Linked DNA regions of Mus musculus: regions 1, 3 and 4 are each linked to region 2. A link is a loop called in an ENCODE intact Hi-C map of the cell type or tissue named here. Cell type or tissue: left cerebral cortex. All regions are shown on one strand. Each heading gives the region's core, and the rest is flanking DNA. Links, peaks and the distances in the headings are about the cores only. Region 1 has its middle 20 kb from the start of Gm1965. Region 2 has its middle 24 kb from the start of Gm839. Region 3 overlaps Plxna1 (plexin A1). Region 4 holds the start of Plxna1 (plexin A1).

What was found. Hi-C counts contacts between places; a loop is a spot of excess contacts. Peaks named below come from ENCODE experiments on the same cell type or tissue, not always from the same donor. Only the 100,000 strongest peaks of a DNase experiment are listed, where the experiment ranks them.
Region 1: it touches region 2 in a loop (2.4-fold over the local background); 2 of 42 quality-filtered maps call a loop at or near these places.
Region 3: a loop joins it to region 2, with 2.0 times the contacts of the local background. A loop is called at or near these places in 6 of 42 quality-filtered maps.
Region 4: a loop joins it to region 2, with 2.5 times the contacts of the local background. A loop is called at or near these places in 4 of 42 quality-filtered maps.

What each region holds. Positions count from the first base shown.
Region 1 is chr6:89,159,556-89,163,264 of GRCm38, forward strand. No RefSeq gene overlaps it. Among named protein-coding and RNA genes, the nearest start is that of Gm1965, 20 kb to the left of the region's middle. In left cerebral cortex, for the core only: a CTCF peak has its summit at 1,873; DNase peaks (open chromatin) are centred at 1,374, 2,396 and 2,963.
Region 2 is chr6:89,238,788-89,242,496 of GRCm38, forward strand. No RefSeq gene overlaps it. Among named protein-coding and RNA genes, the nearest start is that of Gm839, 24 kb to the left of the region's middle. RefSeq lists an enhancer at 2,558-3,709. In left cerebral cortex, for the core only: a CTCF peak has its summit at 1,627; DNase peaks (open chromatin) are centred at 868 and 1,543; H3K27ac peaks cover 617 bases.
Region 3 is chr6:89,338,064-89,341,772 of GRCm38, forward strand. Plxna1 (plexin A1) reads right to left here. Exons shown (of 32, transcript NM_008881.2): 9 at 2,460-2,574. Among named protein-coding and RNA genes, the nearest start is that of Gm40415, 21 kb to the right of the region's middle. In left cerebral cortex, for the core only: a CTCF peak has its summit at 1,515; a DNase peak (open chromatin) is centred at 1,599.
Region 4 is chr6:89,361,230-89,364,938 of GRCm38, forward strand. Plxna1 (plexin A1) reads right to left here and starts at 1,384. Exons shown (of 32, transcript NM_008881.2): 1 at 1,178-1,384. Gm40415 reads left to right here and starts at 126. Exons shown (of 2, transcript XM_017321867.2): 1 at 126-169; 2 at 356-1,362. The coding sequence starts at 515. The coding sequence ends at 949. In left cerebral cortex, for the core only: CTCF peaks have their summits at 1,538 and 1,739; DNase peaks (open chromatin) are centred at 551, 1,344, 1,845 and 2,690; H3K4me3 peaks cover 1,746 bases; H3K27ac peaks cover 1,443 bases.

The DNA.
Region 1 (3,709 bases), core at 811-3,310, 79 kb before region 2:
TGGTGGGAAAGAGGCAACTGATTGATGCTGGCTGGGAGGATGCTGGAGCTCCAGCATCCATCTGAACCACTTTTACACACACTGGAGCCCCACTGAACTTCCCAGCTTCCCAACAGAAGTGAGAAGTGCTTGCCTTGTTGGAATAGGCTCAGCACCATGGTTATACCCTATTCTGTGCTTTGCTCTCAGATAGTCCAGGATGAGGCAAATGGGGATCTCATTGGAAATTCTCACTATAAACCTTTGGCCAGCTGATAACATCTGCCAAGAAGAACCTAGCAGCTGGCAGGACCATATTGACTGGGGCAGGGATGCAAGATGGGACACAAAAACTGTGGATTACTTGACTTGGGGGAATGTAGGATAGCCACAGAGACTATGGCCTCCATGAAGATGGTTGAGCCTTCATAAAGAACAGGAGTCAATTGGCGAAGTTACAGCTCTTGCTGTCCATCAGTTGGCCCCGTGTGGCTAGGGCCTCTGCGGGAACAACAAAGCACCTGTCACTCAAGTGCCAGGGTGGCTTCTTGAAGACCCTTATCCTGAACAGGGGAACAGTGGCTGATGGCTGCGGTGTCCCAGGAGTGGTGCTTTCTTCCAAGAGCTACAACAAAAGGCATGTGTTGCTGTGTGCTCAACGGGAAGCCCTGGGATAGAGAAGACTGTGATCTGCGCTCCACCCCCTCAGCTGGCAGGATTCTCAGGAATATTCCCAGGCTGTTGGAGCCAGTAGGCAGAGACTTTGAGGGGTCTGAAGTCACGCATAATCCCCTCTGTAAGCGAGACCACTCCAGTGAGACAGGACTCCTGGGAGTTCAGACTGCCCACTCAGTGCTGGGCCCACATGACGCTGTCCACAAAAGCAATGCAGTGAACGGAGAGCTAGAAAGAACAGTAAAGTCTCATTTTGTTTCCTCATGGGAGAAGAAGGTGCTGATGTCATGGAGCAGGGACAGCAGATGAAAGAAGTCCCTGGGGCCTGGATTATGGCACTGTGGTGTAAGCTTGCCTAGCATGCATGGGGCCCTGGATTCCATCTCCTGCCCTGAATAAGGACAATAACACTATTGAGAAAATGCTGGGGGTGGAAATGTGGAGCTTTGAAGACCTGAGCAGCAGGAGACAGAGAATTAATGAGCCAGGAGATGAGGCTGAGCTGTTGCTTAGAAGGCAAGAGGAAAGGGCAGTTAAGAGGTATGAAGACCAGAGCCCCCACATCTGGATGCTGGAGTCTCAAGGGAAGACAGAAAAATCCTCAGAGAAACAGTACCCAAACACTTGGTGACCTACATTTGCCAGAATTAAAGTCACTTTAAAGATTAAGACATTGAAAAGAAGAGGGAAAGCAAACACCCACCATCTGGACCCACAAGGAGATGTAACACTTTCCAACAGAAGGAAACTTCCAAAGATTCCTAGTAGGGAAGTTCCGAGCAGCAGGGATGCTCTACCCAGGGCAGGCAAGGCTTCCTGGTCTTGCAGCTCTCTACCCTGCTCTCCTGGATGGTCACAGGAACACAGAGGGACAGAAGAGAAGCTGGTGGGCACCATGTGGCAATGCTAAGCTACATGGAACTGCCCACAGTATGAACCAGCAGGTGTAATACCCCAGAGACCCTGACCAAGTGTCACATGTCAGGAGAACTGTCCCATCTGAGCAATCAAGTTCACTGAGCACACCAGTTCTTGGTAGGTTGCTGAGAAGGACGCCTGCTCTCCCTCCTTCAGCTCTGAGCATCCTCAGAGCCACCCTGGGTCATATCTTACAGGTCCGATCTGTGTGGGTCTGAAGCTTCTTTCACTGTTTGGAGCACTAACTATCTTGCACTTCATGATGATCTAATGAAGCCGAAAGTTGAGGCGTCGCGAGGCTCCAGTTCTGACCTGGTGGAGGTGCTGTGCTTGTGTCTTCTGCTAAATGAGGCAGGGATCCAGGATCTCATCTGTAGGAGAGACAGCAAAGGAAAAGGGCAGCATAAGATCCCCAGTAATTACATCATCCTGGGCAGCATGCTGAGGAAGCTTGTAGTATGCAAAAGTGCAAAAAACAAATGAGAGAAAGAGAGAAAGAGAGAGAGAGAGCGCCTCTTATTTTCTAGCTAGGGGACTAGGAAATGGGCAGCCCAATAAAGTAGAAAACCTGCAGATAATTATTAATAATGCCAGCCAAATACCACAGAAAACTGATTTCAGTCCATAGGCAGAGAGAACCCAGACCCCACCCTTGCCTGGTTCTAAAGAAGTACTGGGATGTTTGAGAAGGCTGAGTATGTTGCTGGAAGCCACTAGGAAAGCCTAGGAGGTTTCCACATCACTATGCCCCTCCCCAATCCTGTCAGAAATGCCTTGGGAGCAAGCCAAAGCTTCATCATCATCATTCAGAAGATGCCATCTGGGGAACAGAGCAGGGTACCCATCCTTCTCTGCTATATTCATGGAAGCTGGTGAGGAGGCGGAATCTCACACTCTTCTCCAAAATGCCCTGCTCAGCAGGCTGAGAATGCAGACCTTGATCACCTCTGAGAAGTCACTGCTCCCTTCTCACCACATCTGGAACCAGAGGAGCCCAGGGAAAATCAGGTTTAAATACAACCAGAGTTTCATAACACAATCCCCAAAGGTGCACCAAGCCACAAAGACCGCCTGGAACTGAGAATCCAGGGAATTTCAATGTAAATAAAACGACAGCCAACAGAAGCCTGTGCTGAGCCGAAGTCAAGGTCAGAATCACCTTCAGGGGTCCCCTTCAGAACCGGGATGCAGCTCAGCTGCACGAGAGAAGGGCCCTACGTTCCATTGCCAGCACCCCTTAATTAAACAAGTAACAAACCCAGGAAGGATTCTTCAATGAACAGTTCAGAATGTTCTTGAAATAAAATAGAAAACCTTGGCAAAGGAAAAAAAAATACAGCCATCAGTGAACACTTAAATAGTTTGCTGCATATGTCTATCGGGCGGGGCCGGGAGCACACATCCGTGCACACAGGAGCACCAGGAGCTTGCAGCAGTCTTGTCTCTTTCCACCATGTGGGTCCTCAGGCTACACAGCAAGTGCTTTAAAGTGCTGAGCCAGCTCACCAAGTCCAAATGGACACATTAGAACGGAAAACCACAGTATTGGAAATTTTACAGCTCAAATAGCTAAACAGCTCAACAGCTAAATGAAGAAAACTTATTGCCCAGCCTGAACACTGAGCGAACCTTTGGGATTTGTGGATCTCTAAGTAGACTGTCTGTTGGGAGAGTGGGCAAGCAAAAGGAGCCAAAGGGGTTTCTCAAACTCCACCGAAGACTTAAGGGACCCTTGCCAGCTTAAGCATGGTAAACATGGCTCTATCAAGCTCTGCCTTTCTCCCATATTTCCTCTGTTTTGCTAGGGTGTCAGGGAACCTGTTAGATTATATTCCTAAAGTTCACCACCAAGGTCTGGCCACTTCCTCCTCCTTAGGCTGACTACCAAGGTCCAGCAATCAAAAGGCCCTTTGGCTCACCCAGGTAACACCCCCAATTAAAGTTAAACACCTCCTCTTAACACTTACCTTTATAAACCACCATTTTCCTACGGACCACATCTGTCTCCTCTATCTCCAGAGGCAGTCACTTGTCCTCCAAGACAAGTATCCCTTGGCCCTCTCCCTTGTTCTCTTCACCCTTCTCCCACACCCTCTATCTCTGTCTCTGTCTCTTATTCCCTGCTGTTTGTCCCTTT
Region 2 (3,709 bases), core at 416-2,915:
AGTGACCTCATGGTGTGAAGAATTGAGTGGGTGTCAGCTCTGTTGCTGTGCAGGGACCCTGGGTGCCCCAGGATCAGCACAGAGTCCTCATCGTCCTGTGGATGCCCGACCTGCCAGCACATGTCCAGAGTGGGGGAGGAAATCATGAAACTCCCAGCTCCAGTAATTCCACCCCTGGGAATTCTCTCTGAGCAAGCAAGGCAAAAAGGACGCAGGGAGAAAAAGCCTCAGGCGAGAATATACGGGTGGAAGCACTTTTTAGCATTGATTACGGAAAATGTCAACTCCACACAAAAGTAGAGAGACAGGAATAACGAATGTGTGCCAGCCGCAGCTTGGAGGCAGCATCCACAGCCGGTGTGCCTCCACCCCCAACACTCCCGTACACACGATCCGTGTGGCAAGTGAGCCTCATACGTCATCGGACCATTTTATCATAAATATTTCAATTTGTGTCTCTGGCAGATAAGGAGTTTAAGACATCTAATCTCAGTATCATCACGCTCAACAGAATTAATAATTCTTTAATATCGTTTAATTCTCAGCCTGTGTGCGAATTCCCAGATGTCTCCAGTGATCTCTTTGGAGTTAGTTCAGCAGCGGCAGCAACCGTCGGAATGCAAACAAGGATTTGCGGTTGTTGCTGCTGCATTTCTTTTAGACCTCTTCTTCCAGATCAGCTTTCTTTCCCTTCTTCCCTTTCCCCTCATGGAAACATTTTAAAATAATGTCCTCAAAATGGAAAACAATCTCACATGTCCAATGCCAAGGACCACTTAGGCAGCGTATGGTCCCTTGGCCTGGGGAGCCCCAGCGTCCTGCTGTCCCTGGCTAAATATAACCACAAGCAGCTGGCCGTGGGCTGCCTGGAACGGCTCTGGCCTGGCCTGGCTGCCCGCCACCCGAGGTGCCTGGCCTGCTGGCTTGGCTGTGCCCTCGGCTGCCCTCCTTGGGATCTGGCAAGCCACTCATGGCATGTCAGACCTGGCCCTGAAACTCCAGCCAGGCAGCTGTGCCCAGCAGCTGGAGCAGAGCCCACCAAGCTCCCCTGATGACAGCACTCAAGTGTTAAATCATCAGCCAGGAGACCATTGAGCTCTACGTGGGGGGAGAGAAAGATCACTTGGAACTGTACATGGCTCTATGTGGGGGTAGAGAAAGATGATGCAGGACTGTACACAGCTCTACGTGGGGGGTAGGGAAAGATCACCCAGGACTGCCCACACTGGCACCTAAGAGCATATGTGTGGGAGTATCATAGGAGAAACAGAAATGTCCATCAAGCAAACAATAAGACAGATTCCTGAGAGAAAGCCAGTAGTCACTGTAAGGAGCTAGGAGAAAGTTGAGCACGTGTGATTTTTTTTTTTTCCTGGATTGCTTTCAGATGTAGCTATGGCTAAAGCAAACCTCTTCATCCCTTGTTTATCCATCATCCATTCTAGCTGGATCCACCTGTTGGAGAAAAGGAGTGGCTACTGTTTGTTATTCACTGGGTTGCTATAGGAACACTCTCCTTCCAGAAGAAATGGGGAGGTACCAGCAGGAGGGGAGGTGTGGACTGTCACTGCTACCCCAGCGTGGGCTTCCTCTGCCTTTCTTCCTCTAACCACAGGAGGTGGCTGGCTGGCAAGGAAGGAGGTTGACAAGCACCCTCGGGTGTCTTCAAAACTGTGAGCATTTCACGATATGCTGTCATTATTATTCAGGTGTGGTGAGAGCCACAGGTCAGAGGACTGCCACTGAAGGAAAGATGGCCGTGCCCCACTTTTCCTTCACAGCATTAGGGCCACAAAAGAAGGACAGGGCTGCACCAGGTAGGTAGGGGGTGGGGCATGTGGATATGCAGGGCTGTGGCACCTGCAGAAAGGACAGGGAGGGGATGAGCAGGGATGGGCAAGGGGCTAGTAGAACAGGGGCCATCTCTGCCTGATGATTTCGGACACTGGGTTATTCAGGTGGTGGGAATCCAGGAACCCAGTGGAGGAAGTGCTGGGTGTAAGAGTGTAGATGAGGTGGTCTATGTAGGAAAGCTGTGGCCCTGTGTGTTGTTTCTAAACTCTGGCTACACTGAAGAGAGCCTTCTTCTCTCTGGCGATAGTAAAGCTCCTGGTATCAAAGAATATGACTAAGAAAGAACGCTCTCCTTATCTCAGTCCATCTGTCTAATCAGCAATTGCTAAGGCACAGCTTCCACATGGAAACCTGTTCCTTCCATTGCCTCCGGCTTTCACCCAATAAATACCCTAATCCCCCTTGAATGACGCTGTTCCTTGTCTTCACACACCCCCACTCATCCACCCTACCTGACCTCTGCCCAGAAAAGACCTCTTTTCCAAAAATTGTTGACACATAGTCTCTTGCTCCTCATGATTTCTGCAGGGTGGCTGACCCATGCTGCACATAGCCCCAAACGAGGTTGATTGCTTCCTTTGTGTGATTAGAACTCAAAGAGCAAGAAATGATGGTAAAGATCCATAGAGATGGGGAGAACTAAGAAAAGGGGGGGGGAAGGGTTTTCTGCCTTCGACGAGGGGCAAGGGTTGTGTGAGTACAGGAGAGAGCAGAGCCCATTGGCATTAGGTTGTTTCCATAGCAGCAAGAGTTAAGGCACTCCAATGAAAGATGGGGAAAGTGAGCATGAAGGGTAGTCAGGAGCTCACAAGTCCTCCAATGGTAAGAAATTTAGCGGTTTTATGTGGGCATAGTATACATTATTTTTTTTTTTTTTTTAGTTTTAGTGAATCATATGAGTGTCTTAGTTACCCTTCTACTGCTGTGATAAGACACCATGACCATGGCAACTTATAGAAGGAGCGTTTATTAGGTGTTGGCTTATAGTTTTAAAGGATGAGTCCATGGTAGGGCACATAGGAGCAAGCAGGCAGATGTGAGATGTGGCACTGGAGTAGCTGACACATCTCCAAAAAGCCACACCTCCCAATCCCTTTCAAACAGTTCCACCAACTGGGAACCAAGCATTCAAGTACATGAATCTATAGGAGACATTCTCATACAAAACAAAACAAAACAAAACAACCCACATACGAGTTAGGGTTGTAAAGACTCGTTTTTATATCTATGGAGCCTCTGCTCTGAGCCTGGCACCTCACTCACCCTGAGAAACTCGGGGTATAAAACTAATAGAGAAGCATGCTCCGAGGGATAAGCCAACAGCCACAGAGCTAGGGAGGGGCGGGCTGAAGCTTGGCCTGAAATCCTGCATGTCCCAGAATTCCCAGATAATAAGGAGATATCTTACACAACAAGTGGGCCAGCAGCCCCCACCCAGGAGCTGGATCCCATCTGTCTGGTCCCCATTACTCTTCAGGCCATGAGTAGTATGTGGGTGTGTAAGGGCAGGTCTAGCCATCTGAACCTTGTTGTGTGAATGGCCAGCCTGGTCCTAATGGCCTGTGTGCTGACCCCACCCAACCTGCAGTGAGCTCCCTCCCCTCATCTCCTCCCACACCTGCCATCAGCCTGGAAATGATTGCTGTAATTACAGCCTTGTCTTCCCAAGGTCTTGTTTGCAGAAGACCATTCTCTCCAGGGAACAGGGAATAGCTACAGTACCCTCCCTTCTTATGCTCCAAGGCCACCAGGAGGTGCACTGCCGGGCTTGGGAAAGGTTCTCGGGAAGGTAAAGGGCACGTTTGAAAGTTCAAAACATGCAGAGGGTCAGAAACTGCAGGGTTAGCTAGTGACT
Region 3 (3,709 bases), core at 524-3,023, 99 kb after region 2:
GGGCCACATCCACATTGCTGTCTTCCATACCATCTGAGGAGCACTTGGAGACTATACCCCAAGACTCAGGCTGTGATGGGACCTAGCTGAGAGAACAGCAACAACTTAGTGTCAGCCTCCCCTAAGCCTCCAACGGCCCCTGTGAGCTGAGCTTACCATCCACCTAGTATAGCATACCAGGCCCAGAGCCCAGCATTGCTCACTGACCCCTGTAATACCCTTGGGTGACTGCAGCAGACTGAGGGCAGACATGGCTGAATGGAGCCTAGCAAATCCTCCTGCCTGCTCCACTAACCCAACACTGTCTTCCCAGCTCAGTCCAGCAGCCACATCCTGGATGGAAGACCTGCTTGGGCCTCCGGTGTAGCTTCCACCTCACCTAGCCTCCTGTATCCTATCCAAGCCCAGCAGCACATCTTCTAATTATAGATTCTAGAACTCATAGGCCAGGCTGAGTGGGACCCTTGGGGCACACAGGGTCAAGCTGAATTAATCCCACCAGACACTTATACCTCAGACCCTGCTAAGAGGAGGTCACAGAGTCTTTGGGGTCTATTGGTTCAGGGATCAGCAGCCCTGAAAGGTCTAACTATTTCCTTGTTTCTCAGCAGCCCAAGGCATGCCTGGGAGACACTGCAAACACTGTGGAGTGGAACCAGTGTCCCTGCCTAAGGGCTCCTGATTATGCCTTCACTCCAGGACCAACCTGGAAGTAGTCAAGACAAGGGGATGTTTTCGGACTCTGGTCAGCTCCTAGTCATCTGACCCACAGCCCTCTCCCTCATGCAGACAAGTCTACTTCCCTAGTGGGAACTCAAGGTCATCCTAGGGCTTAGCGAGGGAGAGAAGCCAAGAGTAAGATCCACCAGACCACTGGGAAGGCCACTCTCCACCCCTACAGCAAGGTCAGAATGTGGAACTACTAGGACATGCCAGGTTCCCGGACTGTCAGCGTGAGCTCTGATGACCAGGTTTCTGTGAGGTTCCTTCTAGGGCCTAGCACCCCATGCCGGCTGCCTATCTCACGACCTGTTCCGCAAGCCCCCGAGTACAGGGTGGCAAGGTGAGCGCTTACAGGTCTTTCTGCATCTTCGAGCCAGTATTCTGGGCACAGAAAAGGATCTTGGGTTAGAACGTCTGAATCTGCATGAGGTCCCCCAGAGCCAGAGGCAGGGAGATGGGGTGTGCTGCCTGCCACTGTATATGCTATGTCTATTGCTATATAACACTGGTGACCTTCCATACAAAGCTGCAACTAAAGAAGAGTATGCACACATGGGATCAACTCGTTCTCCAAAAGTCCCTTCCCTGACGCTAGCCCTGTGCAGACAAACCAGGCTCTATGCTGCCCATCCCACCCAGAATACTATGGCTGCTTGGGTATGAGAACCTGAGTAGGTTACCACTCCAGGGGGAGTCCTCTGTTAATAAAACTTCCTAGAGGCGATGGGCTACTCAGAGCAGGATTAGAGGGACACCAGAGAAGAAACCTGGACTGCCTTGGCTTCAGGAACCACCAACAGGGGTCTCCCCTGCCTTCTACTAGCATACTGCTGTCTCCAGGGCACTGCACAGGCCTCTGGAAGTGGCCTCAGGCCAGCCCTGGCCAGGTCCCAAGGCCCCTGACTTGGCTCCTTACTTCCTACCCTAGATACTGTGATCCAGTTCTCCAACTGCTACCCTCCTAGAAACACCCCCTCACCCCCACTGTGTCCCGGCTCCACCCACTGTCACAGCTCCCCTCACCATTAGGTTCAGGGTCTTGTATTTTACTGCCACCTTGTCTAGTAGACATGAGACCAGGAAGCAGCAGAATGGTGGGAGGGTATAGGAAGGAGGGACAGAGGAGGGCAGCTCATGGGGCCCCACTCACATATGACCTTCTGCCAAGTTTTTCAGATAAGTCCAGTCTGGCTGCAGCTCCCACAGACCCAAGTAACAGAATTCACGGCTTCCCCTTCCCAAACTCAGCATAGTATTCATAATGAAATGAATGGGTCCTGACTTAGGTCCTGCTCCACACCAACATGGACCCTAGGACCCTGTCCCCACTTCCCATCCTGTATGCCCAGGATGTCATAGGTTCCAGGAGAAGTGGCTTTCCACTCATACAGTCAGACACAGCAGCAATTACCATGTGGAGCTTCAGAAACCCCCACAGCACCACTGGTAACTTCCCTCCCTGTCTGGGAAAAGAACTATTATGAAACGTGCTGCTCAGGCTGCCCTGGCACAAGCTATTACAGGGCCTCTGTCTCCTAAGGACTACAAAGGACACCCATGGCCACCAGCAAATGGTCCCAGTTTGGCCTCAGGCTATGACATTCAGGAAGATGTCTCCACCTTAGTCACACCTCATAGTATACAACTGGCACCCTAGGCACCCATGGGTATTGTTGGGTGATACCCTGAGGCTCACTGGTACTTCTGAAGCCTTCAGGCTACTTATCCAGCCTTACCTCAGACATGTTGACTCGGCCTTCCAGAAAGGCGCAGTCAGCCGCATTGTTGGTGCAAACATGGCGGTATTTGCACCAATGGCAGGGGAAGGAGCCGTTGACACATGCCAGGCAGCTGCAGGGAGAAATGAGACAGTTAGGCCTAGGGAGTTTCAGCTTGTGCTTCCACCACGAGGACCTAATGTGCTGCTTCTCCTTGAAGTGTCGTCACCTCAGGGCCTTTGCAATGGCTGCCCCTGGCTGAGAGAAGGTCACCAGACCTGCTGCCTGCTGCCCAGGCCTCATTGAGAATGGTCTTACCTCCTCTGACTCTCTTCCTCTTCAACCCAGTACTAGTCACTACAGTGACCCCTGGTCCCCATGACAGAACCAGACTGTACTTGCAAGTACACCAGAAGCATGTGTCACACGCTCCACTTCAATGGGCTCAGGCTGGTGCACGTGGGGAGTGGCTCCCTTAACTGCTCAGATCTCAGTCCTCCTCCGCCTGTCCTATCCAAACCTGTTCTACTTAGGTAGGAGCTGTTCAGTGTGCATCTCATAATCCTGGGGGCTTGCAAAGAGACAGCCTCATGGCCTCCAGAATACACCTCCCTGCCCTATAGGACAGCCCTACCAGTTCTGGTCACCTTGCTCCTGAAGACAGCTCCAAGAAAACTGTGGAGTGTCTCAATAAATGAAAGCAAGATTGAAAAGCCAGCCAACCCCATGTCCTAGGCCAAGCCTGATATGATTGTCTCTGAAATCCCCACCCTTGCCCTGGTCTTCTAAGGACCCTCTCTTGACCAGTAATGAACCTTAATATGTCCCCAGCTTCCTTATATCTGAAGCTAGGCGCTCACAGCTAAGATGGGAAGAAGCAAACAATGTTGCCCCTGCCCAACTCCCTGTGCCACCCAGAAGCCCCAAGAACCAAGCAGAAGCCAATGCCTAGGTGTCCTACTGTGCAGCAACTATTTCCAGGCCCAGAATCAGCACACACTGAGTTGTCATGTCTGGGTTTCACAATGGCCCAGATCAATGTCTCCCTTGGAGGCCCTGGTCCCACTCTGCTGGCCAGCAGGGCTTCTCATAGGTCATATCTCTCCCACCCAGTTCCTAAAACAGCTCTCCACAGGTGCTGCAATACCAGCCACAGCCTCCTTCCATGATGCCCTCAGGGCCTTGCCCAGATAGCTCTTCAACTGGCAGGCTGCTTTTGTGGGGGTCTCTTATCCTGTCTGCTTGACTGGATGTCAGCTGCAGGAGAG
Region 4 (3,709 bases), core at 424-2,923, 120 kb after region 2:
CTTCCCCGACCCAGCAGACTCTTGGCCAGCCTAATGCAGCACTACCTCCTCCTGCTCACCCCCAACAAGCAATGGAGCTGGAAAACTGGGGGTGCTCTAGGAGGGCTGGAGAAGCACAGGATAGCACCACCCTGATGGGACTGAAGACCCGCAGCACCTGCTGGAAGAGGTAGGTAGCACCAGGAGCCAGAGCCAGAGGTAGGAGCCTGGCAGAGGGGCAGAGGCTCAGTTCGTTCCCATCCCCCCCCAACACACCCCTTTCTTTCAAGGGGCGTGGCCCCAGCACCCCACCGATGAGACTGAGAGGGCTCCGGCCACCTAGTAGCCTCTCTGAAGCCCTCTTGTATCCTTCCAGGGCAGCACCTGGGATCTCTGCAGGCAGAGGGGGCCTCCCAGGAATCTACACTCGCCCTTCCCTACAGCAGCCAGAGTCAGCCCATCACCGCCGCCGTCCTCGCCGTACACCAGGCCTGGGACCGTCCAGGAAGCAAGAGGGGAATCCTCCGGGGAAGGAATGACCCGTGGAGGCCCTGCGCAGGGGGAGGCCGAGGAGGCCCGAGCCGGCGTCCTCTCCGGTGGCACCGCACCGCCCCTTGCAGCCGGGTGGAGGGCCTGCGGGCCTGGGCTGGCTGCGGCGCCCACTCGCGCGCCGGAGCCGGAGGGGGCGGGGGTCCCCACGAAGCCTTGCAACTTCCACCCCACTGCCTCAGGCCGGCCCGAGGCGCAGCCAGGGACCTGCCCCGAATCCCGCGGCCCTGCCCGGGCCTGCCCAGCGCGGCGCTCGCCTGCGGCCCACGTCCCCACCCGCGGCCCGGTCCGACCCGGCGCAACACGGGCCGACATGGGCACCCGCAGGGCCCTTCCCGCGGGGCCACTGCAAACTTTCTCTCCTGCCTGGAGGAAGGGACCGCGACTGCGGCCACAGACATTGCGCCCCCCCGGATCGTAGGGCCCCGGACGTGCTGCGACCCGCCGGGACGCGGCAGCCCATAGCGGAGACCGCGCCCGGACACACGCGGGCGCCCGGCCGGAACCGCAGGACACGCCAGCCGCGGACACGCGCGCCGCAGTCCCCGCGCACACCCCCCTGGCCGCCGCCAGCGCCCCCCGGCCACTCGGGACCCCGGGCCGCGACGAGCCTCCCGCCGCCCGCGGGGAAAGTTGCGCCCCGACTCACCCGCCAACCCCGGGCGCGTCCCGCCGCTGGCCATCGTTGCGCCCCGCCGCTCGCCCCTCTGCGGGGCCGCCCACGCCGCGCAGGCCGCCCAGGCCGAGGCCGCCGCGCCCGGGCTCCGCTCCGCTGCGTGGCTGCGTCGCCGCTGCCCAGCATGAATGGGGCGCTGAGCTCCGCGCGGCTGCGGACCGGCCTCGCTCTCGCCGCCCCGCGGAGCGCCGTGCCGCGCGCATGCGCCGGCCGAAGCCGGGGGGCGGGGCCGGGGGCGGGGGCGGGGGCGGGGCGGGACCCGCGATGGCCTGCAGGGGGCGCTCGGCCCCGCGGCGAGAGCGCGCGCGGCGGGCCCCACCGCTTGCCTTCAAAGGGCGATGGCCACCTCAGCCTTAAAACTCTGGACTGGGGTGGGGGTGGGTGAGGTGGTCCGGGTGGTCCCAGGAGTCGATGCACTCTTTAAGGAGCACAGGCTGGAAGTACAGCTTTCGTGCACGGAAGGGTAAACTGAGTCCGGAGGAAGCACTTGCCCTGGTCCTATTGCTCATCTCTGCCTGCGCAACGATCGCTTAGGTGGGACCGGCACTGCACCCCGCAGGCCCCAGGAGGTGGCGCGTGCCGGGATGCCTAAGCTCAGAGGACGACTGTCCTGTCCGGTACGCGGTCCTGCAGCGGGGCGTGTTAGAACTACCCCAGCAGGATAGAGACCTCGCCGGGTCGATCGCGGGCGCGGGGCTGGCCTGCAGAGCTGGATTGCGCCAGGTCTCGGTCGGGTAGAGAACCTTTCTCAATAAGGTCACCCAGTGCAAGGCATCCAGACCAAAGCAGGCAGCTGTGCGCAGAACAGAACAGAGCAGTCAGAAAAGGTGGTCGTGGGAGGGGCGAAGGCTGACTGGGCACAGCCTGGGGGACCCAGTGCAGCTCATTCGGTAAGGACCATTGTCCGTACTCGTCTCCCAAGCAGTCATCACCCTCTTTCCCTGTGCTCATCCTTGCCTGGTTTTTCTTTGGGTGTGACCGTTTACATTTTGTCTCCCTGAATGACATATTCTTTTGTGTAGCTTGTTTGAGGATGCTATAGAAATGGTGTCCCGCCTTCCTCTCTGATAGGAATGCAGGGTCCTGTGGTCAGTCTTTGCTCTCACTGTGTGGCACAGGCTATTCTGGATAGTTAACCCTCTCTTCTGCTACTGGACTGGAGCCCCCTGCTCTAGACCTTGGTCTTTAGCTTCAACAGACGATGCAAACTTGGTTTTCCCCCAAGTGAAACCCCACCCCTCCACGTGATGGAGAAGTGTCAGCAACAGTGGGAAAGGTAATGGTTTGATTTTGCCAGGCTGAAAGTTGGTGCTGGTTCTTTTTGCTTCTGAATGGCGGTGAGACCCTTCTTCCACAGTTACACTTACCGTCGGACTCCACAGGCACTACATACTGAATGTACAAATCTCTGCTGTGCTGTACAAACCGGGTAGACAGACTGCGCAGGCCCTGTGACCTGCCCAAGCTCCCTCGCTGGTTGGTGGCAGAGCCTGGAGTCTGGCCCAGAGGTGCAGTTCAAACTGTGGGCTTCCTAGTTGCACACCTGTCTGCTTCCAATAGTTGGCTCTGCTTTCCAGTCCACAGCCTTACCTGCCTCACAGATTTGGTAATCCACTTGCAACGCTTTGGGGAGGTTACAGGCAGACTGGGGTTGTGCCTGTCCAGCTGTTCCCTGAGTTGCCTCTGCTCCTTAGCTTCAGAGGCTGACTGCCTCTGCTCACACCTGCCTTTGCCAACCTGTCTTCTGAAGTACAGCTAGGCAGGTGCTCAAGGCTCTTCCTGTTTTGTGACCCACACACAGCGGATAGGTATCCAGAATACATGAAGAACGCCAAAGAATCTACACAAACACGGCTACCATCCCACAGGAGGGGATAGGTGACCTCCGAAAACCTTTTTCTGGAGGAAATCCAGCTAGGGGCTATTGCTTTGGATCAGTTAGTAGTTCCACTGATCCCTCTCAGCTGCACTGTGCCTCCACTGATGTCTCAGCTCTTTTTTATGTGGTCTTATTGAGTCCCGAGAAGCAGCAGAAGAAGAAAGCCTGTGACCATAGAAGAGCTGGAATTGAACCTGGGCCTGCAGCTTTGGCTTGACCACATTGCAGAGAAAGGAAGTGAGTCAGCACAGCTGCTGTGACTGCTGCTGCCAGGGCTCCTCCCTCTGCGTTTCCCCCTTGGGGGTCACTTCCCTGCAGGAACTGGAAAGGAGAGGAGTAGTCCCAGGAGCAAGGTTCTGGTCAAGGGGGCCTAATAAGGTTCTTAAGGCCCCTCCCTTCACATGCTCCAGCAGCGAACAGTTTCAGGGCCATTTCTGCACCTGTGACAGACCCTCCTACAAATGGGCTCAGCTGGCTCTTCCTCCCCTCTGACAGCCCCGTATTAGGGGTAAGGGATAAGGAGGAAGGCATAGGGAGAACCCAGGCATGCTGGAGGACCCACTTCTCCCAGACCCAGGTTCAAGCCTCAGGCCATTTCAGTCTTCCCCCTGTTCCCTCATCAGAGC